4 separate regions of the Homo sapiens genome follow, and all the other regions are linked to region 1. A link is a contact called in ENCODE Hi-C or POLR2A ChIA-PET data. All regions are on one chromosome and are shown on one strand. Each heading gives the region's core, a stretch centred on a gene start or an enhancer-like site at or near the end of the contact. The rest is flanking DNA. Distances are from core to core; before and after follow the strand shown. Region 1 holds the start of ZNF875 (zinc finger protein 875). Region 2 holds the start of ZNF790 (zinc finger protein 790). Region 3 holds the start of ZNF573 (zinc finger protein 573). Region 4 holds the start of ZNF607 (zinc finger protein 607).

Region 1 (8,000 bases), core at 5,501-8,000:
TGCTCGAATGGAAAATGATGAGGGAACACAATGTTAGAGTTGCAGTGAGAAGGGGCGGAAAGACCAGGTGCGGTGGCTCATGCCTGTAATCTCAGCACTTTGGGAGGCCAAGGCGGGCGGATCACCTGAGGTCAGGAGTTCAAGACCAGCCTGACCAACACGGAGAAACCCCATCTTTACTAAAAATACAAATTAGCTGGGTGTGGTGGTGCATGCGTGTAACCCCAGCTATTTGGGAGACTGAGACAGGAGAATCACTTGAACTGGGAGGTGGAGCCTGCAGTAAGCCAAGATCGCACCATTGCACTCCAGCCTGGTTAACAAAAGCAAAACTCTGTCTCAAAAAAAGAAAAAAAGAGAAAGGGTGGAAAAGAGGGATTCCAGAGTGCCAGGCACACAGATTTTCTGGAAGGTTTACATGAGGACTGCTGTGGTTTGAATGTGTTCCCCAAAGTTCATGTGTTGGAAACTCAACCCCTAATGCAACAGTGTTGATCAGTGGAACCTTTAAGAGGTGATTAGGTCATGAAGGCTCTGCCCTCATGAATGGATGAAGGTAGGGTGGGTTAGTTATCTTGGGAGGGGGTTCCTGATAAAAGGATGAGGTTGGCTTCCTCCCTTTCTGTCTTTCCCCTTCTCCCTCTCACATGTGGTCACTCTCTTGCCCTTTTACCTTCCAGCATAGGACAACACAGCGAGACCTTCACCAGATGCAGGCCCCTCACTTTCCCAGTGTTCAGAACCATAAACCAAGTGAACCCTTATAAATCACCCAGTCTGTGGTATTCTGTTATAGCAACACAAACAGACTAAGACAGGGACACTCAGTGAGCTCTTCTCTCTACTTGATGGAGCACTCCCTGCGTGGTGCCTTGTATTTGTAGACATGATGCTGTAAATGCTCTTTGAGTGTCTCGAAGGCTTTTATGTTTGAGGAGTTTACAGAGAAGCCCGTACAGGGTTCAGGTCCATTCTGTTGCTTCTTTGCTCCTTAGTTCCTCCCCTAATCTGATGTTAAATTAGATCATAGTGTGGTCCTTGGACCAATAGTATCAGTAGCACCTGAAAATCATGCTGGAAATACAGATTCACAGGCTGCTCCCCAGAATACTGAAGAAGAAACTCTAGGAGTGAGACCCAACAATCTGTGTTTAACAAGTCCCCAGGTGAGTCTGATGCACAAAGAAACGTGAGCTGCTGTATTAGATGGTGTTGAGTTCATGCCACCGAATCACTGACACACACATCTGCTCACTGCTTGCTCTTCGCACAGGCCCCTGGATCCTCCTGGAATCCCTGATCCCTGTTGCTCCCTTGCGGAGTTTTCTAGTCCCTCTTATTTGAAGCATGTCTTTCAGAGCCTCGCACCACCCAGCTTGGGTATCTGGTGAATTCTGTGGTCTGCATGTCCATGTTTTTGACATTCTGGGAAGGGTGGCCCAGGCTGTGATTTGCCATCTACTGCTGCAGGCTATGGATGGTATTCAGAAGGGAGGGGAGATGCTGTGTGCGTGTTCTGAAGGGTTTCCCACTAAATGGAGAGACTGACTCTCTCCATAAGTATTTGATTTTTACTTTATCTCCTCGTTGACTTCACAGTGTAAGTGCAGTTTGTCTCTACTGGGTGATGCATGCAGATAAATGTTTATGTGAACATAAGAAGTCTGCATGTGTGGGTGAACTCTCCACATCATGTCATTTATTGTCCATCATTACGTATCTGTGGTGTCTAGCACATTCCTCTACCTTATTTTCTGTCATTGTACCTACTTCTACCTGAACACGTATTAAATATCTTATTAAAAATACACAAATATTATGTTTCCTCAGTGGTTTTTTCCCCCTCACATTGGGCCCTCCTCTTCAGTGGACTACAGTGTGGTACCTGCAGGTCTCAGGCCTTCTGGGAGGTTCCAGCTTTTCCTGGATGCTCTCTCTCTCTGGCCAGCTCAGGCTGGAGCAGTGGGTGTTGGTGCCATCCTGTGGCTATAGGTGATAAACCAGGTTGTGTTTTGACCCCTAGTCTTGAATCCTGGAGTTCTCACATGCGTGGATTTAAATGCTGTGTCTTTCTAAGGGCAGATTGTGCCCATTTTCCTTCTCTGCCTCTCAAGGGACTGTTTGCTGTGTTTATTGACTTACCATTAAAAAAAATCATATACATTGATGAATTAGATTGTACTCCATAAATTATATATGTTTGAAAAATAAAGAATATTTTTTCAATTTTTTTCTGATTTTTACCTATCTTTTAAATTGTATATATTTATGGGGTACAAAATGATGTTATGATTTTTCCATACAGTGTGGAATGTTTAAGTCAAATTATCCTATCCATTACCTCAAATACTTGACTTTTTTTGGTGATGAGAATGGTGTTTATCACTTTCACTCATCAGCTCCTGATGTCTTCCATGCTAGGGACAGGAAAGGCTCAACACTTGACTTTCCCTCCTGTTTTCTTAGCCACTGTCAACCCTTGAATGTACCCTCCAGGGTTGCCTGTCACCTTTTACACCTAGCCTGATCCTTGTGCACCCACTTTCCTCTCAGGGACTGTCCTTAGGGAGTGACTTTATGCACAGACTTAATGTGCTCTTCCTGCCTCCTTCATCCCCATAAGCCCCCATCTCAGCCCCATCTGATTATTTCCTCCCTCTCTCATTTCCTGTTATTCTGTTGGTTTTCTAACCTGAAGGGTAACTGCTTACTCCTTAGTTTTCTGCCTTAATTTCTAAGTCATAGGCTACTTTCAGGCTAAAAGTTTTCCTCCAGCCATGGTTTTAGTCTCATTCTGTAAGTCTTGGTTTTTAGTTTTATTCATTTAAAATTAATCTTTAATAACTTTTTTGACTCATTGGTGACAGAGTAATTCCCTCTCTTCCCACCACACCACCCTCTGTCCCCAAGATTCTGGAAGTTTGTTCTTCCCCTTTTGTGATCATTGTTACTTAAAACTTTGAGTTTTTCAAATTAGAAGTTTCTTCTATAAATGTATATAGAGCTTGGCTGGGCGTGGTGGCTCACGCCTGTAATCCCAGCGTTTGGGAGGCTGAGGCGGGTGGATCACGAGGTCAGGAGATCGAGACCATCCTGGCTAACATGGTGAAACCCGATCTCTACTAAAAATACAAAAAAATTAGCCAGGCGAGGTGGCAGGCGCCTGTAGTCCCAGCTACTCGGGAGGCTGAGACAGGAGAATGGCGTGAACCTGGGAGGCGGAGCTTGCAGTGAGCCGAGATGGCACCACTGCACTCCAGCCTGGGCGACAGAGTGAGACTCTGTCTCAAAAAAAAAAAAAAAAAAAAGTGTATAGAGCTAATAACTCCTTGCTTTTTTTTTTTTTTTTTTTGAGAGTCTCGCTCTTGTTGCCAAGGCTGGAGTGCAATGGCACAATCTTGGCTCACTGCAACTTCTGCCTCCTGGGTTCAAGTGATTCTCCTGCCTCACCCTCCCAAGTAGCTGGATTACAGGCAGTGGCCACCACGCCCATGTGGGGAAAAGCAAGAGAGATCAGATTGTTACTGTGTCTGTGTAGAAAGAAGTAGACATAGGAGACTCCATTTTGTTATGTACTAAGAAAAATTCTTCTGCCTTGAGATTCTGTTAATCTATAACCTTACCCCCAACCCCGTGCTCTCTGAAACATGTGCTGTGTCAACTCAGAGTTAAATGGATTAAGGGCGGTGCAAGATGTGCTTTGTTAAACAGATGCTTGAAGGCAGCATGCTCCTTAAGAGTCATCACCACTCCCTAATCTCAAGTACCCAGGGACACAAAAACTGCAGAAGGCCGCAGGGACCTCTGCCTAGGAAAGCCAGGTATTGTCCAAGGTTTCTCCCCATGTGATAGTCTGAAAGATGGCCTCGTGGGAAGGGAAAGACCTGACCGTCCCCCAGCCCGACACCCCCAGCCCGACACCCGTAAAGGGTCTGTGCTGAGGAGGATTAGTAAAAGAGGAAGGAATGCCTCTTGCAGTTGAGACAAGAGGAAGGCATCTGTCTCCTGCCCGTCCCTGGGCAATGGAATGTCTCGGTATAAAACCCGATTGTATGCTCCATCTACTGAGATAGGGAAAAACCGCCTTAGGGCTGGAGGTGGGACCTGCGGGCAGCAATACTGCTTTGTAAAGCATTGAGATGTTTATGTGTATGCATATCTAAAAGCACAGCACTTAATCCTTTACATTGTCTATGATGCAAAGACCTTTGTTCACGTGTTTGTCTGCTGACCCTCTCCCCACAATTGTCTTGTGACCCTGACACATCCGCCTCTTCGAGAAACACCCACAGATGATCAATAAATACTAAGGGAACTCAGAGGCTGGCGGGATCCTCCATATGCTGAACGCTGGTTCCCCGGGTCCCCTTATTTCTTTCTCTATACTTTGTCTCTGTGTCTTTTTCTTTTCCAAATCTCTCGTCCCACCTTACGAGAAACACCCACAGGTGTGTAGGGGCAACCCACCCCTACACGCCCAGCTAATTTTTGTATTTTTAATAGAGATGGGGTTTCGCAATGTTGGCCAGGCTGGTCTCGAACTCCCGACCTCAGGTGATCTGCCCACCTTGGCCTCCCAAAGTGCTGGGATTACAGGCGTGAGCCACCATGCCTGGCCAACTTCTTGCTCTTTTTGCCACTACTTTTAAGCTGATATATTTGGAACTGAGGTAGCCTCATTCTACAGGTTTAGATCTGAAGTATTTTAACTATTGCTTCTTCCAGTGTATTTTCTGGTTTGCAGGCCAGTTTCTTCTTTAACTCATCAGTGACACAGTGGTTTGTATGGCTTTTAATTTCAAAGAATATTTTTTCAATTTGCTTTTTTGTTTTTTGCTGATTTTTATCTATGCTAATTTTAACTAGACATGTTCCCTTGATGGGCATGACTAGATTTTTTCTTCCCCACTGCGTTTATAATTTAGATGGATTTTCACATCTCAAGCCAGTTAAGAGTGTGGAAAATAGGACTCCTTAAAGCACAGATAATGACAAGTGGTTCAGATTTACAAGGGTAACTCAGGTGAGAGTGTATCATTGTACTTGGCACACAGCACTGAGTAACTATCACCTTTCATTTAAATGAATGCAGCTGTAAATGCTTTCCTAGATGTCTTGTTGATGTTTGTTAATTTCTGTAGAGTTTCATTCTGCCCCTTTCACTGTTTATCACTTGATCCTTATCACTTGAGAGTCCCCTTATTACTTGACCTGCTGTTACATTATGTTTGATTTATTACAAATACCCCATCAGCCTGGGTCTCTCTTTACTCCCTTTGTACACCTACATCTAAACATAGTGATTTGGATTATCTCAGGATCCCACATCCTCACTGTACCCCCACCCCCACCCCTACCATATCTTTCTTAAGTTTTCTAGTCCCTGCTTTTCATTTGTGCTTCTTAAATCCCAGCCCCATGCCTGACTGTGGTTCCCACTGAGTTCTGTGACAAGCATTCTACATTTATAGATATTAAATCTTTGGCCGGGTCATTTACCTGGGCTGGAATAGGGCTCTCGGCTGATCCTCCTTCCTAAACACCCTCTCAATGGGAGAGGCTGATACCCAACATGCAAACCTTGTTTTTTACTTCTCCAGGCAAAGGGATGTTGGAAGACATTCTGGAGGGGGTAGGGTGTGAAGATTTACAAATAATCTTTGAATATCTGCTTCATGATAGGTCTTGGAGGTGCCTTGTGGGTGTGGCTTTGGAGGGATGGTTACGAGGAAATTGTGGATATTAAGGAAGTCAGGAAAGGAAAAGATGACTCACTGACAATTCAACAATTGTCCTAAGGGACTTTCTGGCTGCTTGATGCCCTAGAAGCCAGGCCCTCACTTCTGTAAATGCTGGGGACTGTGGATACAGAATTTAAAGGGTCACCAAAAAAACTCAGTAATCAAGATAAACAATATTTTAATGTAATATCTTTAAAAATAAAATCAATGCAAAAAGAAAACACCCCTGTTGAACAAAACGGTCAGACTTATGCCTCCTTTCCAACACCGCCCCACCTCCACCCCACCCTCCGGAAGTTTCCTCCAAGCCGCACCTGTACCCCAGCCTCCAATAAAAACCTCGGGAATTTCCTGATCAAGCTTCGGATCCCCACCACCACCAGGGGATCTTTTGCTGTTCACCCCAAGTTCAGTCTGCATCCCCTAAAATCCTAGGGACACGCGACCAGTCTCCCCCATCTGCATTCCGGGAGTTTGCCCCAAACCAATCCTGCTCTCCGCGAAAATAGCCTTGGGGTTCCCTGTCCTGGTACACCCTCCTACTCTAGGGGACAAAGGGCCGGTGTCGCCTCCAAACTGGTGGTTCCCGCAGAGCATCGTCTCTCCCTGAGCCGCGTCTGTCCCGACCTGGCACCTGCTCAGGGAAGGGCGCATCAGGGCGGAGACTTGCGTAGTGAGCTCAGCTCACCCGCACCTTGAAGGTCAGCGCACACTGGCCACCCGCAGAGCACCGGGACCACATTTTGCAGAATCCTTCGGCAGTCCCGCGATGCCTTCGCGGTCAGCAGATCTCATTGGTTTACAGAGAAACTTGTCAACGTCACTTGGGCATCTTAAGAGTGGGTTCGTAAACTTGGTTGTGTGCGCTGTGCAGATGTCAGTCACCCTGTGTGGTGGGCAAAGCCGACTTCTCCGCCTCTGTAGCTCCGAAACTACAATCCCCAGAGGCCTCTGCGGTCACTTCCGCTCCCCTCCCTACCCTTCAGTGTGTAGCGTTGACGTCAGAAACACTTCCGGTCGGTGGCCCAGGCGCGTTAAGCTGGTTGGGACCCGGGAAGGCCTCCCTCTTAAGGTCTTTCCCACACCTCTGCACCTTGTTACCTGACTTTCGGCTTCAGGATCCGCAGCGTGCACCCGCGTTCCGTGAGTGCCCTATAGGCAGTCAGCATGCCCCTCTGCGTGTCCCTGTGTTACGGGGACGCCGGCTGGGAGCCGCAGAGCTATCTCAGAACTAGGGCGCTCTCCTTTGGGCACCTCCAGGCCATTTTCCTTTCATTCGAGCCCACAGGGTTAGAGATAAACCCTCACTCCGTTGCTTGGGGACAAGGGCTTCACTCCCTGTCCCGAGCTTGCGGCTGAGCTTGAGGGTGGCTGGGTCATCCTGGCCCCCCACTGGATGGGAATTGGCTGCTCTGGTGATTTCTGTGACATCCCAGACCCCAACTGTGGGGCTCTGGAGCGGACTGCGCTTCACTTCGTGGGGAGGGTGTTTCCACCTAGGCCACTCTTATTTCTCTTCACATCCCCAGATCTGTCTTCTGAGACTTTGCCCTTCTCCAGGAAGAGCACTCAGGAGACCAGGAAAATGGCCACAGGGCTCCTGAGAGCCAAAAAAGAGGTGAGAATTAACTGTAATTCTATCTTGGCTGTCAACAGAATGGGTCCCATTACCTTTTCTTGTCCTGGAGGCTGCCTTGTTGGTATTGGGCAAAGTCATTCCTAGCCCTAGTCATTCCTAGTCCATAGAACAAGGAGGATTTTGATATAGTCTTGTAGAGCGTCCGATTCTGTCGCTGTTCAGGGCGCCACTTGTAACCTGCACGGACCTGGTGGACTGAACAAAAGGAATAAAAGACAAGAAACAAAAAAGTATATTTGGAAGAAGGGGTCGGGGGCACTTTGTCTCTAGTGGACAAGGGCCCTGAGCTTTACACAACCCTCCCGTATTTATTGGTAAAACAGATAACAAGTTAGGGGGTGGTGATTGTCAGGTAATTGTCAGTTGGCCGTTTGGTTCGCAATTGCAAGACTGCATCCTTCCAACAATAGGCGCTAGATTTCCTGGTAGATCACTTCAAGGAGCCAGGCGCCAGGCAGTGATGGCTCTCAGCACATCTTTTGGTGGCAGTGTGCGTTTGCTCACATCCTGCATTCATGATAAACAGTTTACCGTTTAATCATATAACCTCCAGTGGAATGCTGAGTTGGTCACAATCCCTTTGGTCTTTTCGGCTCCAAACATAGTCTGACCTGAATTTT
Region 2 (8,000 bases), core at 3,924-6,423, 500 kb before region 1:
CTCACTGCAACTTCCGCCTCCCGGGTTCAAGTAATTCTCCTGTCTCAGACTCCCGAGTAGCTGGGACTACAGGCACCAGCCATCATGCCCAGCTAATTTTTGTATTTTTAGTAGAGACAGAGTTTCACCATATTGGTCAGGCTGGTCTCGAACTCCTGACCTCAGGTGATCCACCTGCCTCAGCCTCCCAAAGTGCTGGGAATACAGGCATGAGCCACCGCACCTGGCCTGTACAATGTCTTTATATTAATTACTACAAATAGTTAAAGAAGACCTAAACAAATGAAATAATTTATCACATTCATGGGATGAAAGGCTGATAATTTTCAAGGTGTCAGTTTCCCCAATATAGTGGTATAGGAAGCTTAAAAGTAAAAGGATAGCAAAAGATATACCATGCAAATCATAATCAAAATAATGCTTAGGTGGCTATAATATCAAGACACCATAGATTTCAGAGCAAATAAATAACATGGAAGAAAGGATGGTCTTGAATACATGGTGCCAGGTCAACTGAATTTATATGAGGAAAACAAATCATGATTTCCCCTCACGACACAAAAATCAATTCCAGGTTTATATACCTACATGTGACAGATAAATATAGATGAAAATACAGAATATCTTCATACCTTGGGGATAAGCAAAGATTTGAATAAGATACAGAGTACAAACCATAAAAGAAAAATGATAATGATCAGACTACATTTTAAAAAGCAATTTTTGTTCATCAGAAAAGAGTGAATGGGCTGGTCATGGTGGCTTATGCCTGTAATTCCAGCACTTTGGAAGGCTGAGGCGGGTGGATCATCTGAGGTCAGGAGTTCGAGACCAGCCTGACCAACATGGAGAAACCTTGTCTCTTACTAAAAATACAAAATTAGCCAGACATGGTGGCGCATGCCTGTAATCCCAGCTACTCAGGAGGCTGAGGCATGATAATCACTTGAACCGGGGAGGCAGAGCTTGCGGTGAGCCGAGATCGCACCATTGCATTCCAGCCTGGGCAACAAGAGCGAAACTCCATCTCAAAAAAAAAAAAAAAAAAAAAAAAGACAGTGAGTAAAAATGCAAACCTTACGCTAGGAGACGATATATACAATACACAAAGCTGACAAGGGACTCATTCAGATTATACAAAGAACTCTTAAGGATTAACAATGAAAGACAAGTTTCCCAACAGCTAGGCTAAGAACTTGAACTGGCACTTCCCAAAGGAAGATATCCAAATGGACAATGCACATTAAAACAAAGGTATTCAAGTTCCTTAGTCATCAGTTAGGAAAACCACAATGCAATACCACTACATATCCACCATATTGGCAAACATTTTACAGTCTGACAATGCCATGTGTTAACAAGAAGATGGATCAATTGGAACTTGCATAAACTGTTGATGGGAACTTTTAACTGGTTCAGCCATTTTGGAAAACTGACAGTATCTGCTTGAGGAGATTCACATACTCTTACTCACCAATTCCTCTCCTTGGAATAACCCAATAGAAATGCATACATGTAAACACAAAATGACAAGTGCAAGAATGCTCTCTTCCTGATTATTCATGAGAATAACGTATTGTCTGTATATATGATAAACTTCAATAAAAAGACTAGGAAGAAATACAGCATATTACAAGGCAAATACAAACAAAAAAATAAGCAGAGGCCATGATCTTGAGCATGCTAAAGCCTGCAATTCATAATAAACATATAACAATCATTAATATCTGTATATCAAAGCAACAACAACTTTCATAAAGCAAAAGTTACAGGTTATATAAAATAAAATTTTGGCTGTGCACGGTGGCTCACACCTGTAATCCCAGCACTTTGGGAGGCCAAGGTGGGCAGATCACAAGGTCAGGAGTTCAAGACCAGCCTGGCCAATGTGGTGAAACCACGTGTCTACTAAAAATACAAAAAAAATTAGCCGGGCATGTTGGCGCATGCCTGTAGTCCCAGCTACTCAGGAGCCTGAGGCAGGAGAATTGCTTGAACCAGAAGTTGCGGTAAGCCGAGATCCCACCACTGCACTCCAGCCTGGGCGACAGAGGGAGACCCCGTCTCAAAAAAAATAAAATAAAATAAAATAAAATTTCATTAATACACCTCTCTCAATCCAAGACAAATCAAGTGTAAGGCAAAAAGTAAGTATAGACTGACCAGATGTTAGATCACAAATAAAAGTTCACTAAGTTCCAAAGTTTAAAAATAACACAATATAGCAAAACTGTAAATTATATTATTGGTGAAGTGGGGACCTATGTACTTTACTGGAAGTCTTCAACATAATCAACAGAGGTTGAGGTCCCCTTATGTCACAGGGATCAAGACTCCTCCACAACACTGAGGCCAAGACACTACACCACTGTATTAGTTTTCTACTGCCATGAGGTAGTGGCTTAAAATAATACAAATCTATTATCATATAGTTCAGTAGAAGTCTGAGTTGGGTCTTACTAGGCTAAAATCAAGGTGTTGGTAGGGCTGTGTTCCTTTCTGGAAGCTCCAGGGGAGAATTCGTTTTCTTATGTTTTCCAGCTTCTAGAGGCCACCAACATTCCTTGGCTTAAGGCCCACTTCCTCTATCTAGTAAGCAATGTGGCATCTCTCTGACCATTCTTCTGCGGTCACATCTCCCTCTGACTTTAAACTCAGCCAGGAAAGGTTCACTGACTTTAAGGACCCATGTCATTATATTAGTCCAACAAGATAATCGCCCCCATTTCAAGGTTCTTAACTTTATCCCCTTTGCAAAGTCCTTTTTGCCATATAAAGTAGCATCGTCCTAGTTTCCAGGGATTAGGAAGTAAACATTGGTTGCAGGGCCATCATTCTGCCTACCTTGACCCCCCTTCTATCTTAAGCTTCCTTCTTTCTGAGAGATACTCAGTGAAGGAAATAATGTATACAGTGGTCCATTTCCAAGACAAAATGCCTTGAATTGGCTTAGGTAAGCAAACTACAGAAGAAACAGGATATACTAGGCCCCTGCTTGGATAGATGATGCCTGCTTGTCAGCCTCCCGCTTTCTCCCTTTCCCCCACTTAGTTGCCTTCACCCAAACCAAAGAAGTTTAGTCTAAGATGAAAGTTTGCTAGCCTGCAAAATAGCTCATTTTGTCTGCTTTTATCAGCCTGCCCAGCTGCTTAGGTCATAAGTCAACTATTGAAGAGACCTTGAGCTAACTAGGATTGCAGTGCATTGTGGGCCGCAACCAAATGCAGCAAGACAAGCCTAAAAAAAAAACACACACACACACCGGCTGGGCGCGGTGGCTCACGCCTGTAATCCCAGCAGTTTGGAAGGCCGAGGCGGGCGGATCACAAAGTCAAGAGATCGAGACCATCCTGGCCGACACGGTGAAACCCCATCTCTACTAAAAATAGAAAAGTTAGCTGGGCGTGGTGGCACGCACCTGTAGTCCCAGCTACTCGGGAGGCTGAGGCAGGAGAATCCACTTGAACCTGGGAGGCGGAGGTTGCAGTGAGCCGTGATTGCACCACTGCACTCCAGCCTGGTGACAGAACAAGACTCTGTCTCACAAAAATCAAAAAACAAAACACCTGAAGCCCCTACCCAACAATCAATAGGCAACATCCGGGAAGATTGTGACCCCATAGTTATCAGCCTATGAGGAACCAGGGGAGGAACCTGTGCACTAGGGGATAAATTGCTTGTTGAAACTGTTGGGTGTGCCTATCAGACACTGATCTTGCAAGACCATCATTAAAAGTCTCACTTTTGCTGTTCTCCGGGTCTCTGAGTCCATTCTTTGGGACGGGTAAGTTTGTTTCTCACACTCAAGAAATCATCTTTCACTATCCCACGCTATCTCTCCAAAACTGACTTGAATCCAACCAGAATAAATGTCAATCCAACCTTGTATTTATATTTATCTACTATAAGAAGTCCCAGAATTTCTAGTCAACTGTCTTTTCGGACATTGTATACCATCAAGTCTCATTTGTCCCCTTTTCTCATTCTTCCCAACTTTCAACACTTTTCCTGTATGCCTTCATAATGGAATTCATAATTCATTAACAACCAACTCCTCTTTTATCTTCAACCACTTCCTTGAACACGCCCTAACATTCTGAGTCTAACAGAAACTAGGCTGTATCTGGAGGACTCTGCAGCCCTCTCAACATTTCCCCAGCTACAGCCTCTTACCAGTGGGTCTGAAAATGGAACAGATGGCCGGCCTCCTTGTTGTTCACTACCTTCAGACCTTTCTTCCTCCCTCCACAAACTCTAGTTTTGAATTTCCTGCCATGAGATTGTATATAACTCACCACATCTCACTTTTGTTGACCTCTACCAAACACAGGGTATTTTCCCCCTATATCTGAAATCTTCAGCTCATGGTTTACTCTCTGCAGCGCGATTACCCTTTTCTATTTTTTTTAATTCTTGCATTTTTAACTACACCCACACAGATGAGCCTTGTTTACTTACCCTTGCCTGGACTTTTCCCCCCTCTCGTGGCTCATTTCCAACAACATGTTGATGGGTGGTTGTTCCCCAGCCGTCTTCCCCAGCCCTCTACCCCAACCTGCTGCTCCATTTCTCTGCTCTAATTTACGGAGAAACTCTTGAACTATGTTGTCTACACTGTGTCCCATTCTTCTCCCCTCCTTCTAGGTTGCCCCCACTCCAATCCAGCTACGGGCCAGCACAAAAACTGCTCCCCACACATTCACGAAGGACTATGCCTGTCACTCAACGCAAAGCTCAATTCTTTGTTTTTGGCCCCATAGCGGCTGCTATCACCACCTTTACGAACGTGGTCACGCACAACGCGACGCAGTCATAATCACGTACATACAGTCACATTTAAATAGTCCATTAGGGTCACACACAGCGCCTGTCAACGTCGTGTGCGCGTGCGCGCACACACACACACACACACACATACACACACACACACACAAGCTCCCGTCGCGGCCCCAGCTCCTGCATCAATTTCACTCTCGCATCCACTGCTCCCATCGCGATCGCTCGCCCCCACGCTCCCTCGCCGGCAAAGCCACCAACTCCAAAGACATTAGCACCTCACTCCCCTCAGCCCCGGCCTCGGGCCCTCCGGAGTCATTCGGCTTCTGTGTCTCGGAATCACTCACCCGGCCCTGCGGTCCCTTGATGGTGGAAGGTTCCGCGATCTTTCTATTAACCCTAAAGGGACAGAGGGCTGACAGGAAGTTGCCCGGGGAACGGTGCACTCTGGGAAATGTAGTCCGGAGCCTGGGCCGTCTTTAACTGCCCCGGACACCGCGGTCACCATTAACGGACCCTGCATTTGAGCCCCATCCCCTCGCTGGGCAAAGACCATCGCCCACACACCGCTCACATCTGCTGCCGAGAGCTTCCAGAATTCCAGGCCGCGTTTAGGAAGCTTCAGCGGAGGCATGCAGGCTGCCCTACCTCTGCAAAAGGCTCCCAGCCCTGGGAACAGGACAGTAAGCCCAGGCCATCTTAGGCTGGAAGTAACCTTGGTCCCGACGGCCCTGGGAAATGTAGTCCAGAGCCTGGAACACTGCAGAAATGCCCCGGGGGGATGGTGCGATGGTTTTCAGTAGGAGCTCGCTGCGTGGGCCTCTGACCTATGTGGCATGGCGGGAAAGTCCTACAAGACTGTGCCAAGCGAGTGGCGAGTCTGTCCCGTCTCTGCCCGAGCCTCGGCCCGGCTGGGTGGACACCTCTTGTCCCACAAGTACCAGCCTGGGATAGAACGAAGGGGAAACGATCCATGGGACACAGCTACATGCCCAGCCCTATAGGGGTACCCTGTCTGGGAATCCATGAGAACTCTTCCTAATACCTTATTCCCATCCTCCAATCGCCCTTAAAGTGTTTGGTTTCAATTAATGTTTATAGTAACATTAGTACTGTTTTGTAAATTCCATTCATGCCATTCTTTTTGCTGAAGTACACACTTGCCAGTTTTCATTTGCTTCTCTTTTAGATGTACATCATTTCAATCTACATCTAAACTTTCTGACAGAGGAGTAATTTTTTTCAGTACTTTCAAACTTATCAGGTAACTAAAATAGTTGTTTCTTTTTTTATTGTGAAACAGAAAATACTTGAAGTGCATAAAATGTGTAAGTTCAGTATAACTCCACACAAGTGTTGGTATCTCAAGAACAAATGCCCATTCTATGTGATCATTTCTCTTTTTGTTTGTTTGTTTGTTGTTTTTTTTGAGACAGGGTCTGGCTTTGTCACCCAGGCTGGAGTACAGTGGCACGATCTAGGCTCTCTGCAACCTCTGCCTCCCTGGCTCAAGTGATCCTCCCACCTCAGCCTCCAGAATAGCTGGGACTACAGGTGTGTGCCATCACACTCAGCTAATTTTTATAGAGACAGGGTCTCGCCATGTTGGCCAGGCTGGTCTCGAACTCCTGGGCTCAAGTGATCCTCCCAAGTAGGCCTCACAAAGTACTGGCATTACAGGCATGAGTCACTGCACATAACCTGTGTGATCATTTCTGATACCCAGCTCCAGCTCCAGCTGATCTTTAGGGTATTAATAATATCTTGGCTCTTTAATAGTTTTAATCTCTCAGCTGGACGCGGTGGCTCACGCCTGTAATCCCAGCACTTTGGGAGGCTGAGGAGGGTGGATCACCTGAGGTCAGGAGTTCGAGACCAGCTTGGCTAACATGGTAAAACCCTGTCTCTACTAATAATACAAAAATTAGCTAGGTGTGGTGGTGCATGCCTGTAATCCCAGCTACTCTGGAGGCTGAGGCAGGAGAATCGCTTGAACCCAGGAGGCAGAGGTTGCAGTGAACCAAGATCACACCACTGCACTCCAGTCTGGGCGACAAGAGCGAAACTCCATCTCAAAAAAAGAAAAAAAAGTTTTAATCTTGCTGTGAAATGTATATAAATGCAATCAAATTGTACAAATTTTCTGTCTTGATTAGTTGTTAAACTCCTAACTGGATTAACCGAAAACCCCATAGTAAAGGCCTTACAGAAGGAAAGGTATGCCCATCCAGCCATCAACATCATTTTCCTGGTACTACTGGCAGGGGACCCCAAGACCAACCACTACACGCCCAAGCTCTGATGATTCACTGGGAGGCTCACAGTGAAGTGATACAAAAGAAAATCAGTAAAGAAAAAAGCGCATGGGGCAAAGTCCAGGGGAAACCAGGTGCACACTGCGAAGGGTTCTTTCCCAGTAAATTTATATGGGATTTATTTGTTCCCCAGCAGTGAGTTGTGACAATACATGTGAGATGTTACCAATCAGGGCAGTTTATTATAGATTCAGTGCCCTATGTTTTTATTGGGGGCTGGTCACATAGGCAGTCTGTGCCTAACACATACCAGAATTTCAAATTCCCAGAAGGAAAGCGGGTGTTTAACATAAACCATACTGTTTGTACAAAAAGTTTAGGCATAGTAAGCCACTTATTAGGAAGGTGGGAACCAATCTGAAATTCAAGTTCTAGATGCAAGCCAAAGACTAACCTCGCATATCAGGCCTTTCTAAGGATAAGTAGTCTCAGACCTGCTATGTTAACTAATTTCTGCTCACTACTGTCCTAAAGATGTATGGTTTTCAGCAACATCAAATTACAAGACACATGAAAAGGCAAGAAAAATCATGACACTCAAGACATAAAAGCAAAAAGCAACAACAAACAAATAGAGGTAGACTCAGGTAGGATCTCCCCAGGAGCTTGAGGCTGCAGTGAACTGTGATTGCACCACTGCACTCTAGCCTGGGCAACAAAGCAAGACCCTACCTCAAAAATTAAAAGAAAAGAAAAAGATATGATGTAGATGTTGGAACTATCTAAAAAGGAATTTAAAATATTATTAATATTTTCAAAGCTTTACCATAATGTTTTTCAACCAGAGGTGATTTTGTTCTCCAGGAGATATACAGCACAGTATGAAGTTCTTGGTAGTCACAACTGGAGAGGTACAATTTGCATTTAGAGGACAGAGGTCAGGGAAGCTGCTAAATACACTACAAGCAC
Region 3 (8,000 bases), core at 2,484-4,983, 440 kb after region 1:
AAAAAACCACAAAAGAAAACAAAAACAAAACAAAACAAAACAAAAACAAACAAACTTAGGAATATACCTAATCAAGGAGGTGAAAGATCTCTACAAGGAAAACTACAAAACACTGCTGAAGGAAATCATAGATGACACAAACAGATGGAAGCACATCCCCCGCTCATGGATAGGTAGAATCAGTATGGCGAAAATGACCATACTGCCAAAAGCGATCTATAAATTCAATGCAATTTCCATCAAAATACCATCACCATTCTTCACAGAATTAGAAAAAACAATCCTAAAATGCATATGGAACAAAAAAAGAGCCCGCATGGTCAAAGCAAGACTAAGCAAAAAGAACAAATCTGGAGACATAACATTCCCTGACTTCAAACTATACTACAAGACAATCGTTACCAAAACAGCATGGGACTGGTATAAAAACAGGCATGTAGACCAATGGAAGAGAATAGAGAACCCAGAATAAAGCCAAATACTTACAGCCAACTGATCTTCGACAAAGTAAACAAAAACATAAAGTGGGGAAAAGACACACTATTCAAAAAATGGTACTGGGATAATTGGCAAGCCACGTGTAGAAGAATGAAACTGGAGCTTCATCTCTCACCTTAGAGAAAAATCAACTCAAGATGGATCAAAGACTTAAATCTAAGACCTGAAACCATAAAAATTCTAGAAGATAACATTGGAAAAACTCTTCTACACATTGGCTTAGGCAAAGAGTTCATGACCAAGAACCCAAAAGCAAATGCAACACAAGTAAAGATAAATAGATGGGACTTAATTAAACTAAAAAGCTTCTGCACAGCAAAAGAAATAATCAGCAGAGTAAACAGACAACCCACAGGATAGGAAAAAGTATTCACAAACTGTACATCCAACAGAGGACTGACATCCAGAATCTACAAGGAACTCAAACAAATCAGCAAGAAAAAAACAAATAATCCCATCAAAAAGTAGGCTAAGGATATGAATAGACAATTCTCAAAAGAAGATATACAAATGGTCAACAAACATATGAAAAAATGCTCAACATCACTAATGATCAGGAAAATGCCAATAAAAATCACAATGTGATACCAATTTGCTCCCTAAGAATGACCATAATTTTAAAAAATCAAAAGATAATAGATGTTGCCATGGTTGTGGTGAAGAGAGAACACTTCTACACTACTGGTGGGAACAAAAACTAGTACAACCACTATGACAAACAGTATGAAGATTCCTTAAAAAACTAAAAGTAGAACTACCATTTGATCCAGCAATCCCACTAATGGGTATCTACCCAGAGGAAAAGAAGTCATTATATAAAATTATTTTATTTTTTTTTCAGTGATAGAGACAGGAGTCTCACCATGTTGGCCAGGCTGGTCTCGAACTCCTGGCCTTAAGTGATCTGCTGGCCTCAGCCTCCCAAAATGCTGGGATTACAGGTGTGAGCCACTGCACCCAGACAGAAGTAATTATATGAAAAAGACACTTGCACACACGTTTATAGCAGCACAATTGCAAAAATATGGCAACAGCCTAAATGCCCATCAACAAGTGGATAAAGAAAATTTGGTGTACGTACACATATATATACACTATGGAATACTACTCAGCCATAAAAAGGAATGAAATAACAGCATTGGATGCAACCTGAATGGAGTTGGAGACCATTATTCTAAGTGAAGTAACTCAGGAATGGAAAACCAAACATTACATGTTCTCATTTATGAGTGGAAGCTAAGCTATGAGGATGCAAAGACATAATAATGATATAATGGATCTCAGGAGGCTGAGGCAGGGGAATTGCTTGAACTCAGGAGGCAGAGGTTGCAGTGAACCGAGACTGCGCCACTGCACTCCAGCCTGGCCATAGAGCAAGCCTTTGTCATAAAAAAAAAAAAAAAAGCCGGTCGTGGTGGCTCATGCTTGTAATCCCAGCACTTTGGGAGGCCGAGGCGGGCAGATCACGAGGTCAGGAGACTGAGACCACGGTGAAACCCAGTCTCTAATAAAAATACAAAAAATTAGCCGGGCGTGGTGGCGGGCGCCTGTAGTCCCAGCTACTCGGAGAGGCTGAGGCAGGAGAATGGCCTGAACCCGGGAGGCAGAGCTTGCAAGTGAGCCGAGATCGCACCACTGCACTCCAGCCTGGGCGACAGAGCGAGACTCTGTCTCAAAAAAAAAAAAAAAAAAAAAGTAATATTTAAGAGGTGGTCTCTTGAAGTAACTAATACAAATTCTGTTGTTAGTCTTTTAGGATATGACTTTCAGATTTAAGCTCTGATACTTAATAAAATGTGTCTTAAAGTCTCATTGGTAAATTGGGAGAAAATGTCATTTAGCATATAAAATAGTCTGAAGATGAAGTAAAATAATCCACATAAGGCTGGGTGCGGTGGCTCACGCCTGTAATCCCAGCACTTTGGGAGGCCGAGGCGGGTGGATCATGAGGTCAGGAGTTCGAGACCAGCCTGGCCAAGATGGTGGGATTACAAGCATGCACCATCACGCCAGACTAATTTTTGTATTTTTAGTAGTGATGGGGTTTCGTCATGTTGGCCAGGCTGGTCTCGAACTCCTGACCTCAAGTGATCCGTCCGCCTTGGCCTCCTAAAATGGTGCGATTACAGGCGTGAGCCACCACACCCGGCCAAATATGAGAACGTTAATGAGATTCAGCTCAATGGCTCCCAACATCTACTGGAAAGAAAGCAGATTGGTATTAGGACATTCAGACACATTTCAGATGAAGTAAAACATACTCTAAAACCAGTAACCTTAGGAAAGAAAAAAGCCAACTAGCCTAAACATTGAGTTTTAGATGTGAAAGAATTTTTTTCCTCCTCATTAGAGTCCTTTTGAGGAATAGCAGGACCAGGGAGGGAGAAAAAAATCATGAGTTATCAGGCCTTTCCTTGAAGCACGGAATGCCTCCTTACACAATACCCTCCACGCCTTCCCTGTTCACACACTTTAACACATGGAGGTAGGAGAGAGGCTGGAATCTGGGTATGAGTTCACAGCAGGTTCCTGGGGTCAGAGCTCTGGGAAAGACGAGGTTCTGAGACAGGTAGCTCGCTCTCAGAGCTCACAAAGAAATAACCTCCCAGGCGTTTCCAATCTCACAGCAAGTCAATGCCTTCTTGCTGGAAAACTTGATGTAGAGTTCAGTATCCAACTTCCCTCTTGCAGACATTTTTTGTGTGTGTCAGCCGCAAGCAGCTGTGAGGAGGGAGGAGAGAAGCAGCAGCCGGGAACCTACAGCCAAGACTCAAAGTGACACCGCAGTGCCACCGCAATCAACGTACATGAAAAGGACAAGCACCTCATATCCCCGTCACGCAAGCACAGCCACTCACTCACCTGTCACAGCCTCACAACCGCACCCACCGTCAAGGAGGCACATCCCAGCCTCTCACACGCAGTTTCTCTGTCACACACTCTCAAACATTCCCCATCTGACATATACAACATTCTCTCACGTGCGCACTCAAATACCCTCCTCTGCTGTTCATGCACCCACGGGCCTGAGATTCCGATAACAACTGGCCGTCCACACTAGAGGCTTCCACGGTTAAAGGGCTTCCTCCACCACCCCGGCTGGTTTAGGTTGGGCTCCAACGTAACTTGATTGCCCAGAGCCCTCCCTGCGAGTACTCTGTGCCTGTTATATACTGAAATGAGTTCAACCCACCTTGCAAAAGAACCACGCGAAAACGGAAGGGAAGCCATAGATTGGGTGTTCCCGTTGCCCTCTGGGAAATGTAGTTTAAGCCTAAAGCTCCATGACCGCGGTGGCTTGTGGGAAAAGTGGCTCGGAACCCCAAATCCCGGTTAGATTGCAGGCACCGCCGGACGCTGGCTCCCGGAGGTTTTAGTTTTCCCTCTACCAGGAGTGTGAAGACACAGAGACTTATTGCGCTGGCGAAGATGGCTGAGGCGAAGGCGTGTCCGACTTGTCCTCGGAGTTCTGAGGGTTTCAGTGACCCCAGAAGGCTGAGAAGTGGAATCCGAACTCGAGGCTGCCCGAAGCCTCGGGCTGTTTGAGTGTAGAGCCGGTAGGGGAGGGCTTTCAAAGTGTGGCCGCGAGGGCGAGCGTGGGGGATCGGTTATGAGCTCCCGAGGGCGGGGACTCTGCTCTGTGTCCCCTGAGGAAGTCCAGTCTTGTTATAAGGTATGAGAAAAGTAACTTTTTAAAAATGGACAAATAATAATTGTATGTTTTATATACTGATAGGGTACAATATGCTGTTTTGATCTATGTTTACAATGCGAAATGATTAAATCAAGCTAATTAAATCCATCACCTCACTTTTTTGTGGTGAAAACATTTAAAATCTACTTTTAGCAATTTTGAAACATGCAACACATTATTTATGTAGTTGCTATTCTATGCAATCGATTAACAAAGTTTATTTCTCCTGACTAACTGAAATTTTGTACTGTTTTAATTAACATCTCCCTTTTCCCCATTTTTCAGTCTCTGGTAAACACCATTCTTTGCCTCTTAAGAGTTAGACTTTTTTAGATTCCACAAATACCACTTATGTGGTATTTGGTATTTATCTTTCTGTTACTGGCTTCTCTCACTTAGCATAATGTCCTCCTGGTTTATCCATGTTGTCACAGATGACAGAATTTTCCTTGTTTTATTTTTATTTTTTATTTATTTTTTAAAAATCTATTTACTTATTATTATTTTTTGAAACGGAGTTTCGCTCTTGTCACCCAGGCTGGAGTGCAGTGGCACAGTCTCAGCTCACTGCAACCTCTGCCTCCCCTGTTCAAGCGATTCTTGTGTCTCAGCCTCCCAAGTAGCTGGGATTATAGGCATGCGCCACCACGTCGGCTAATTTTTGTATTTTTAGCAGTGACAGGGTTTCACCATGTTGATCTGGCTGGTCTCGAACTCCTGACCTCAGGTGATCCACCCACCTTGGCCTCACAAAATGCTGCATTTACAGGCGCGAGCCACTGTGCCCGGCCGATTTTCCTCTTCTTAAAAAGTGAATAGTATTCCTTTATATATACATATATATATGTGTATAAGGTTATATACATAATATATATAATATGTAACATTTTCTTTATCCACTTATAACATGCTGGACACCTAGGTTGCTTCCGTATCCAATGCAGAATAATGCTGCAGTGAATGGTAGTGCAGTTATCTCTTCAGCATGCTGATTTCAATTCCTTTAGCTATACACCCACCGGTGGGGTTGCTGGAACATATAGTAATTCTATTTTTAGTTTCTGATGAATCTCCATATTATTTTCCATCATGGCTGTATTAATTTACATTGGGAAATGTACGTACTTTTGATGTTGTTGTGAATGGACTGGTTTATTCAATAAATTGTGTTAGGTACATTGACTAATAGTGTGTAGAAGTAAAGTTATATTTACTTAATTCTTAAAGGTATAGTCAAAACAGACTGAATAATTAAATGTAAAAATGATCTGGAGAAAACCTTTTTTTTTTTTTTTGAGATGGAGTCTCGCTCTGTTGCCCAGGCTGGAGTGCAGTGGCGCGATCTCGGCTCACTGCAATCTCTGTCTCCCGGGTTCAAGTGCTTCTCCTGCCTCCCGGGTTCAAGTGCTTCTCCTGCCTCAGCCTCCCAAGTAGCTGGGATTACAGGCATGTGCCACCACACCTGGCTAATTGTATATGTTTTAAAAAATTAACTTAGGAATAGATTTTCTAAGCTAAATTGAAGGGAAATGCTAAGGAAATAGTGAGATTTTACTTGATAATTATGTGTCTGAATGAATCAGCCAATTAATAAAATTAAAACAGACCTCGGGCCATGGTGCATGCCTGTCATCCCAGTACTTTGTGAGGCCAAGACAGAGATCGCTTGAGTCCAGGAGTTTGAGCCCAGCCTGAGCAACACATCAAAACGCTGTCTCTACAAAAAAATACAAAAATTAGCCAGGCGGGGTGGCTCATGCCTGTAGTCCCCACTACTTGGGAGGCTGAGGCAGGAGGATCACCTGAGCCTGGAGAAGTCGAGGCTGCAGTGAGCTGTGATCGTGTCACTGCACTTCTAGCCTGGGCGACAGAGTGAGACCCTGTTCCAGAGAAACTAAAATAAAGTGAAATGAAAACAAATACAAGACAAAAATTGATCGACTTATTTTAACACATAGTATGATGAGAGACATAGATAACAGTACTAACCCGGTGTGTTTCTGTTGATCAAAGTCACGGTCACTAGTCTAAAGGAAATAGGAATAGTGACTATAAATTCACAACCATTTACAACATTAGAAATACTAATTATCTTCAGATATATCAGACTCACAATTACTTGCCCTTTTAAGAATTCATCCTGTTCTCCATAAGGAAGAAAGTATTGATAACTCTTTTTTTCCCTTAACTTAGCACTTTGTGCTTCTGAATCTCTGAATTTGTGTTCACATCTTAACACTTTTTTTTTTTTGCAATTATTTTCTGTAGCTTTTTGTCTTCAGTTGAGACATCTCCTATATTCTCTTTACACTTTTCCACAAATGACCCAATTTTTTTGTAAGCATCATTGATGAGTTCCATGTATGTGATGACGGTGTAATGATAAATTATCAATGTGGTTTCCCTCCAGTCTTGTTCATTATTCAAGTGACTCTCCTTGGCTGAGCAACAGGCCAGGAGGTATCTATGACATTTTGTTCAGGTTAAGCAGTAAGAATAAAACAAAATCGACATTATCTTTTTCATATTTTAAACACAAGCCAACAAATAATTTGGAAGGACCCATGATTAGACAATGAGGATTTTATGCTCCCTCAAGAGTAATTGAGATTGTTTAATTGTATGGAGGAATGAACATATCTTAAAGGGAAGCAAGAAGATATAATATTTAGATCACAGAATCATTAGGAAGCGGCTTTGCACCCTGGCTACACCACTGTACACAGGAAATATCAGGGCACCGTGGCGCACGCCTGTAATCCCAGCACTTTGGGAGGCTGAGGCAGGTGGATCACCTGAGGTCAGGAGTTTAAGACCAGCCTGACTAACATGGTGAAACCCCATCTCTACTAAATACAAAAAAATAGCCGGGTGTGTTGGCGCACGCCTGTAACTCCAGCTACTCGGGAGGCTGAGGCAGGAGAATCGCTTGAACCTGGGAGGCAGAGGTTGCAGTGAGCTGAGATGGCGCCATTGCACTCCAGCCTGGGCAACAAGAGCGAAACTCTGTCTCAAAAAAAAAAAAAAAATCACTGCCACAAACTTTTTCACATAGGACGATGAAGGATTCCAGAGCCCCTTCTACCTCTAGGGGCTCCTACCGCTGCCATCCTACCCCTGCCGTACCACACATATATCTTGACAGGGCCTGTTACAGAGAAGAAAAGGTCCAGTAAATTAATACTACAGTCATTGACACATAACCACCAAAAAACTCAAATTAAAATTTTGACAAAATTAAGTGTCAGCAAGAATGCAAAGATTTGGGAATTATCAGACATTGTAAGACTGTCAGTTGGTGTGTTAACATTGGGATGAAGCCAATAATACCTAGTAAAACTGAAGATATGTTTACCATGTAACCTATGGTTTTACCTCTTGCTTTATACTGTACATAAATACACACTAATGGTAACCAAATAGAAATACAAAAATGTTCACAACGGCATCATTTGTAACTGAAAAAATGAACACAACCCACATGTCCACCAACCATGAAGGGATACACACTGGTGTACTGTTTTTTGTTTGTTTGTTTGTTTTTTGAGACACAGTCTCACTCTGTTGCCCAGGCTGGAGTGCAGTGGCACGATCTGGGCTCACTGCAACCTCCACGTCCCAGGTTCAAGTGATTCTCCTGCCTCAGCCTGCCGAGTAGCTGGGATTACCGGTGTGCACCACTACTTTCGGCTAACTTTTGGTTTTTTGTTTCTTTGTTTGCTTTGAGACGGAGTCTCACTGTGTCGCCCAGGCTGGAGTGCAATGGTGTGATCTTGGCTCGCTGCAACCTCTGCCTCCCGGGTTCAAG
Region 4 (8,000 bases), core at 1,708-4,207, 390 kb after region 1:
TAAACTATTTCTAAAAGTATCCTTATGGGGAGAGGGTACATGTGTCATTAAAAGAAATCTAAATATTAGGCCTAGAATGAAAAATCAGCGTGACTAAAACATGTAACTCTTTGTCTTCTTGAACAGCCTTTAGCTGTGTTTCTTCTACATAACTAGAAACAATTCACTATAAAGATTCTTTCCTTAGTGGACAGGGAAATGGCTTCTGCACATCTAATGGGAACAGGTACACAAAATAGGTCCAATAATTTGGGGCACACATTATATGCTCAGTAAATGTAGCCACAACCCTTTCATTCCTCTCTGAAAAACCAATTAAATAATCATTTTGGATACAATCCTTGCAAAAGTTTTTGCAAAATTCCCTTTGTTTAATTTTAATTTTAAATTTTATTTTTTTGAGACGGAGTCTCGCGCTGTCGCCCAGGCTGGCGTGCAGTGGCTCGATCTCGGCTCACTGCAAGGTCCGCCTCCCAGGTTCACACCATTCTCCTGCCTCAGTCTCCCGACTAGCTGGGACTACAGGCGCCCACCACCACGCCCGGCTAATTTTTTGTATTTTTAGTAGAGACGGGGTTTCACCATGTTAGCCAGGATGGTCTCAATCTCCTGACCTCATGATCTGCCCGCCTCGGCCTCCCAAAGTGCTGGGATTACAGGCGGAAGCCACTGTGCCAGGCCCAAAATTCCATTTTTAAAAAATGAGCTGCGGCTGGGCGTGGTGGCTCACGCCTGTAATCCCAACACTTTGGGAGGCCAAGGTGGGTGGATCACCTGAGGTTGGGAGTTCAAGACCAGCCTGACCCACATGGAGAAACCCCGTCTCTACTAAAAATACAAAAAAAAAAAAAAAATAGCCAGGCATGGTGGCCCATGCTTGTAATCTCAGCTACTCAGGTGGCTGAGGCAGGAGAATCGCTTGAACCCGGGAGGCGGAGGTTGCAGTGAGCAGAGATCGCACCATTGCACTCCAGCCTGGGCAACAAGAGCGGAACTCAGTCTCAAAAAAAAAAAAAAAAAAAAAAAAGAAAGAAAAAGAGTTGCATATATAGTTTGAGAACTGTGATCCACCACTGTAACTCTAAATAGTGTTAAACATTAGATCACAGCTATTTATCCTGTGACAGATTCTTTACAAACATAAATCTTATTATTTGTATAATATCCAATCCCTTGGACGCTGTATAATTTTCTTAACCATTCCCATAATCTCGTTCATTAGTTTTCTGCAAAACCATTCAAAGGTATAAAACTCTTTGATTCCAGATCTAAAACCTGAGTCTAAATAATTTGGATTATGGACATCCTAGAAAAATGCAAATTAACAAACATGTACAGGAATTCTTTATAGAATTTCAGGGGGTTTGTGATGTCCCTTATGCCCATAAGGGCATTGGTCTACAGACAGTACACCAATGACCGAGAATTCCTATTTTGGAAAACTTAAATTCTGGCTCACTTCCTTCACATCACGGCTAAGTTCATATTCTTGTTGCTTTTGATCTACAGAAATCCAAAACGGAATATCCAAAATTGCCTCATAATACTTAGCGCTTATGTTTCCCCCCTCCAAGGCTGCAGGCGCGTAATTTCATACACACGACCAGAAGGAAGTATGTTGGATGGAACCTGCAATCATCCTTCACTGCAGGTTCTTGGGGTCAGAATTCAAGGCCGTGTTTGTTAAACATGTAAATGAAACTCCAAGAACCGGGAGGTGGGGGCGGAGTAACAACCCTTTTCAGGAGGGAATCCTACACTCGAAACTGACAAACCCTGCCAGACCAAATTTTAGTCAGGCTACTACACCTTCAGCTAGGCCCATCTGTACACTTCACTGTAAAATCTGGCTATAGCAAAGAACTATTCTAAGTCAGTTTAGCAAGACCCTTTCGCCTCCGTATCTTCATCCTCCACCGTCCCCCAGGTCTCTCTCTCCAGAAATAATCCTGTTAGGTGCGTTTAGTCAGAATCTTCCTTAACCCAGACATTTCCTCTTAGTAATTTCTCATCCAGTGATCCCTAACCTTCTTGGCTATAAATTCCCACTTGTTCATGCTGAATTCGGAGTTGAGCCCAATGTCTGTTACCCACTGCAAAATCTCACAGCCGGGATCCCAATACCTACCACCATGGTCCTGAATAAAGGGTTCTTTGCATGCTTTAACAAGTGTCACTGAATACTTTTTTATTTAACAGAATCTATCATACCTTTCTTAAGGGCAATTACTCTTCTAAGCTTCTCATCCTATCTGTTTCTTCTCACTGGAAATCTTCATCTAAGACTCAGTATCTGATTTCCCATTGGGACCATTTCTCTGTTGTAGTCGTACTAGGCTGAGGAAGGCACAGGAAGCAGCAGGGAACCTGGAGCCAAGGGTCAATAGACCCCACAGAGCCCAGCGAAGCACGCTTTACAAAGGACACACACGGCATGTACAGGTCACACAAGGTCGACTACGCACCCCTCACAGTCCCGCAACTGCACCCACGTCACACAGGCAAGCCGGTCCTGTCGCCGCTGCGCGGTCTCTCACGCTCCCCGCCTGTCTCCTAGAGACGGGCCCCTCCTCCGCAGCTCCAGCACCCTAGGGCCTGAGGAGGCGGGAGACTCGCCCGGCCCGCCTGGGGGCCTCCGCGCTCTGAGCGCCTCCTGCAGCCCCACTCTCACCGCCACGCAGGGTACCACGCGGGCGGCGGGCTGGGGCTGCAGAGGCTCCCGCAGTGACCTGCGCCGCCTTCTTCAGGTGGAACCAAAAGGTCCCGGAACCGGAGCCAGGGGTCCAAGTTTTCTCCGTTGCCTTTGTAATATGTAGTCCAAGCCAGAACAGTCAGGACCGCAGGTACCGGTGAGAAATGGAGTCCAGAATCCTAAAAACCTACGAGAAATACGGCAGCGACCACTTGGACCGCGCCTCCCACCCACCGCTCGAGCCCCGGAGACTTCTGGGAGTGGCCGCCTTGCCTCGAGTGCGCATGCGCAGATCGGCCACTACTGGGCCCCTGGCCTGAGGCTTAGGGTGGAGTTAGTGCGTTCTTAGGGCCAGTAGGAGGCGAGTCTGAGTAGAAACTGATCCAGGTAGCCTCGGAAGGGATCACCTGCTGGATGGGTGTGAGCTCCTCAGGGTGGGGCGCCGAAACCCTCATGGCTCCTGAGGTAGAGCCGGCCTCCTTGGTAACACATGGGACTGGGACTTTTAATACCACCCGACAGGCCCAGCTTGTCTCGTCAAGCGCTAAGTAAATGGACTCACGTCCTATATGAGGGTTTGAAGTTCCATCACATTCTTCAATACATGACATTATGTTCTTCATCTTTGGACACGAATATATTTGACTAAAAATTTGACTAAAAAATCATCTGAAGAAATAACTGCTAAATAGTTTTATTATTTTTGTTCTGGAATAGGCTTCTTGAAGATAAAATAAGAAATTTAAAAAATTTTTTTGATCCTTCATGTAATACTTTGTAAATCTTCATAGTTATTTAGAAGCATCCAAAATTTCCAAATGGTAAAAAACGAATAAGAAAAATTTTTAGGTAAGTAAATTTGGGGGAAATATTTACAACAGCTAAAACGGACAAATATTTAATAGTCCGAATTTCCTGTTTCTTTGGCTTAATAAAATATTGATGAATACAGGCTGGGCACGGTGGCTCACGCCTTTAATCCCAGCATTTTCGGAGGCCAAGGCAGGAGGATCAGTTGAGGCCAGAAGTTCAAAACCAGCCTAAGAAACATAGTGAGACACCCCTCTCCTCCTCCCAAACTCTACCAAAAATGAAAGTTAGCCTGGTGTGGTGGCACACGCCTGTGGGCCCAGCTATTCCAAAGACAAAGGTAGGAGGATCAGTTGAGCCCGGAAGTTCAGGCTTCAGTGAGGTATGATGGTGTCACCGCACTCTGGCCTGAGCAACAGAGCAAGACCTTGTCTCAAAAAATAAATAAGTAAAATTAATTTAAAAATAAAAAATATTTGTCTATACCCTAAGAGGAAAAGGAACAAAACTAAAAAATCACCATTCAAAAATACAAATAGTCAAGGAAAAAAAACTATTAAAGTTACAATTTAAGAACTTATTGATCACTTTTTCTTCTCTTAATTAGTTCTTGGATTTGTTGCTCCTGAATCTCCTGAATAATCTCTCAGAAATACCACACATAGATCAATGGATTAAATTGACTCCACATATTATTTTCTTTTTCTTTTTTCTCTTTTTGAGACGGAGTTTTGCTCTAGTTGCCCAGGCTGGAGTGCAATGGCACGATCTTGGCTCACTGCAACCTCCACCTCCCAGGTTCAAGCGATTTTCCTGCCTCAGCCTCCTGAGTAGCTGGAATTACAGGCATGCATCACCATGCCCAGCTAATTTTGTATTTTTAGTAGAGACAGGGTTTTACCATGTTGGTCAGGCTGGTCTCGAACTCCCAACCTCAGATGATCTGCCCGCCTTGGCCTCCCAAAGTGCTGGGATTATAGGCATGAGCTACTGCGCCCGGCTCCACATACTATTTTCAACAAGGATACCAAGGCATTTTAAGGAAGGGAAGAGTAGTCTTTGTTGAAAAGACTGGAATTAGAGATGCACATAGAAAGGAATGAATTGAGTTCCCTGCCTCTCACCATATACAAAATCAACTCAAAATGGATCAAACACCTAGGTGTAAGACTTAAAACAGTAGAACATTTAGAAGGAAATGTAGGCATAAATCTTCTGGACTTTATAGTCAGCAATTGTTTCTTAACCGTGACATCAGAATCACAAGCAACAACATCAAAAAAGGAAATTGGACATAAATTGTAAAACATTGTGCTTCAAAACCCACCAAGAATGTGAGAAGCTACCCAAAGAGTGAGAAAAATTGTTTGTAAATTATGTATCCAATAAGGGATTTGTATCTAGAATATATAAAGAAGTCTTGCAACTCAATAATAAAAAGCCCAACAAAAATGGGCAAAGTAACTGAATAAGCATTTCTCAAAAAAAAAAAAAAAGTATACACATGGCTACTAAATACTTGAAAACATGTTCTATATTAATCATTAAGAATATGCAAATCAGCCAGGAGCAGTGGCTCATGCCTGTAATCTCAGCACTTTGGGAGGTCGAGGCAGGAGGATTGCTTGAGCCTAGGAGTTCGAAACCAGCCTGGGAAACAAAGAAAAAGACTATGTAAATCAAAACCCCAAAACCCCAATGAGATATACTACTTAGGATGACTAAAATCAAATAAATATACAATAACAAATTTTGGATAGGATTTGGATAAATAGAACCCTATATACATTGATGGTGTCACTGGAAAATGGTAGAACTACTGTATAAACAGTCTGGCAGTTCCTCAGAAGAATGTAGAGTTACCATACGATGTAGCAATTTTAGTCCTAGGTATATTCTCAAGACAAAACCATATGTTCTCACAAAGCTTGTACACAGATATTTATAGCAGCATGATTCATGATAGCCAAAACTGGAAAGAAAACCCAATTGTTCTTCATTTTATAAGTAGATAAGTAAAATGTGGCATATCTACACAATGGACTATTATTTGGTAATATAAGGAAATGAAGATCTGATACAAGCTACAACATAGATCAACCTTGAACACTATGCTAAGTGAATGAAGCTGGTACAAAAGACCACATATTTATGATTCCTTCTATGTGAAATTTCTTCTCATATAAAATTTCCAATGTGGGCTAATTTATAGAGACTGAAAGTAAATTGTTTCCTAAATTGAACGGTGGCAGAAGGAATTGGGATGGTGGCTAAAGGCTTTCATGCTGGCGTGATGAAAATGTTATAAAACTGTGTTGAAGGTTTCACAACTTTGTGACTACATTAAAAACTACTGGATTTTACACTTTAAATGAGTGAATTGGATGGAATGTGAATTATATACAAAGTTGTTACCAAAAGAAATAAAAAAGAAATACAGAGTTTTCAACAAGTAAAAACTGAGAGCATTTGTTGTTAGCAGATCTTCTTTATAAGAAATGTTAAAGAAAATTCTTGAGAAAGAATAGGACAGAATCAGAAATTTGTATCTAAACAAGAAATGAAGAGTCAGAATTAAAGTTAATGGAAGTAAAACCATTTTTTTCCTCATATTTAGTTTCTCTGAAAGATAGTAATAATGTTATTATTATTATTCTTAAAATTTTTTGAGATACAGTCTTGCTTTGTCACCCAGGCTGGAGTGCAGTGGCACGATCTCAGCTTACTGCAACCTCCGCCTCCCAGATTCAAGCAATTCTCCTGCCTCAGTCTCCCAAGTAGCTGGGATTACAGGCACGCGCCACCAGGCCCGGCTAATTTTGTATTTTTAGTAGAGACAGGGTTTCACCATGTTGATCAGGCTGGTCTTGAACTCCTGACTTCAAGTGATCCACCAACCTTGGCTTCCCAAAGTGTTGAGATTACAGGTGTGGGCCACTGCGCCCAGACTATCTTATTGTTTTTTAAAGACAGGATCTTGCTCCGTTGCCCAGGCAGGAGTGCAGTGGTGCAATCACAGCTCACAGCAGCCTCAACTGGTGCAATCACAGCTTATAGCAGCCTCGACCTCCCAGGCTAAAGAAATCCTCCTACCTCAGCCTTCTGAGTAGCTGGGATTATAGGTGTGCACCACCACACCTGGCTAATTTTTAAATTTTTTTGCAGAGACAGGGCCTCACTATGTTGTCCAGGTTGGTCTCAAACTCTGGGGCTCAAGTGATCCTCCCACCTGAGCCTCTCAAAGTGTTGAGATTACAGGTGTGAGCCACTACGCCCAGCTCAATCATCTTTTAAGCAATTTAAATAATAAGATATATTTACCCACATATTAGTCATTTCCTATGTAGGTCCAAATTTCCATCTGATATCACTTTCCATTTGTCTGAAGAACCTTAACATTTCTTAGAGTGTAGGAAAGCATCAATCCTCTCATCTTTTAGATGTCTAAAAAAATCAGACATCCACAAATTTTCACCTTCGTACAAAAGTATTTTCACATTGTATAGAATTCAAGGTAACATTTTTCATTTCTGCGCTATACAAGAATTTTGCTCAACTGTCTTCTAGGTTATGTTGGTTTCAACAAGAAATACTTTTATTCTTGCATTTGTTCCTCTCTATGTAGTCTCCTTTCTCTGCTGACTTACTCTTTATCACTATTTTAAAGCAATTAGATTATGATCAGTCTTTGTTTAGATTTCTACATTTCTTGTGATTAGAATTCACTGAGTTGCTTCAATTTGTAAGTCTACAGTTTTCACCAATTGGGAAAATTTTTAAGCTTACTAATCCTTTTCCTGCAATATCTAATCATTTCTCCAGAGTATTTTACATCTCAGACATTGTAGTTTTCATTTGTGGATGTTTAATGTGGTTTAAAAAAACATCTCCCATGATTCTCCTAAAAGTGCTTATATTTCAGCCAGGTGCAGTGGCTTACACATGTAATCCCAGCAGTTTGAGAGGCTAAAGCAAGACCCTGTCTCTACTAGAAAATACAAAAAATTAGCTGGGCATGGTGGTGCATGCCTGCAGTCCCAGCTACCAGGGAGGCTGAGGTGGGAAGATCAACTGAGCTCAAGAGGTCGAGGCTGCAGTGAGCCATGACTGGGCCACTGCACTCCAGTCTGGGCCAAAGAGTGATACCCTGTCTTTAAAAAAAAAAAGAAAAAAAAAGTGCTTATATTTTGGTCTACCTTTGTCAACATATGAAATATCATTATAATTATTCTGATAACCTGTCAATTCTAATACGTGAGACAATTTTGATTAATCAATTTTGCTCCTCGTTATGTGTCATGTTTTCCTGGTCCTTTGCATGTCTTGTAACCTTTTTTTTTTTCTTTTTTTGAGACAGAGTCTCGATCTTGTTGCCCAGGCTGGATTGTAATGGTGTGATCTCTGCTCACTGCAACTTCCACCTCCCCGGGTTCAAGTGATTCTCCTGCCTCAGCCTCCCGAGTAGCTGGGATTACAGGCATGCACCACCAGGCCCGAC

What was found. A loop is a pair of places that touch in the nucleus more often than their neighbours do. ChIA-PET counts read pairs that join two places held with the same protein, here RNA polymerase II (POLR2A). Pooled maps may share reads with other maps.
Region 2: a pooled map shows a loop between it and region 1 (6-fold over the local background). The contact joins the promoter of ZNF790 here to the promoter of ZNF875 in region 1. A Hi-C loop is called at or near these places in 1 of 168 maps with a recorded cell type or tissue (stomach) and 6 of 50 pooled maps. POLR2A ChIA-PET finds 5 or more read pairs at or near these places in 2 of 52 experiments (Panc1 and naive thymus-derived CD4-positive, alpha-beta T cell).
Region 3: a map of CD8-positive, alpha-beta T cell shows a loop between it and region 1 (20-fold over the local background). The contact joins the promoter of ZNF573 here to the promoter of ZNF875 in region 1. A Hi-C loop is called at or near these places in 1 of 168 maps with a recorded cell type or tissue (CD8-positive, alpha-beta T cell) and 12 of 50 pooled maps. POLR2A ChIA-PET finds 5 or more read pairs at or near these places in 6 of 52 experiments (CD4-positive, alpha-beta T cell, HEK293, Panc1 and 3 more).
Region 4: a loop to region 1 is called in a pooled map, with 5 times the contacts of the local background. The contact joins the promoter of ZNF607 here to the promoter of ZNF875 in region 1. A Hi-C loop is called at or near these places in 6 of 50 pooled maps. POLR2A ChIA-PET finds 5 or more read pairs at or near these places in 2 of 52 experiments (WTC11 and activated T-cell).

Annotation. Positions count from the first base shown.
Region 1 is chr19:37,327,899-37,335,898 of GRCh38, forward strand. It overlaps ZNF875 (zinc finger protein 875), which reads left to right and starts at 6,751. Exons shown (of 5, transcript NM_001353803.2): 1 at 6,751-6,884; 2 at 7,271-7,359. The coding sequence starts at 7,327. RefSeq lists enhancers at 5,758-6,700, 6,496-6,605, 6,701-7,642, 6,816-6,915.
Region 2 is chr19:36,833,214-36,841,213 of GRCh38, forward strand. It overlaps ZNF790 (zinc finger protein 790), which reads right to left and starts at 5,174. Exons shown (of 5, transcript NM_206894.4): 1 at 5,124-5,174.
Region 3 is chr19:37,775,853-37,783,852 of GRCh38, forward strand. It overlaps ZNF573 (zinc finger protein 573), which reads right to left and starts at 3,734. Exons shown (of 5, transcript NM_001172690.2): 1 at 3,692-3,734. RefSeq lists enhancers at 3,222-3,885, 3,677-3,971, 3,678-4,027, 3,886-4,548.
Region 4 is chr19:37,716,804-37,724,803 of GRCh38, forward strand. ZNF607 (zinc finger protein 607) reads right to left here and starts at 2,958. Exons shown (of 5, transcript NM_032689.5): 1 at 2,466-2,958. RefSeq lists silencers at 2,460-2,549, 2,610-2,719.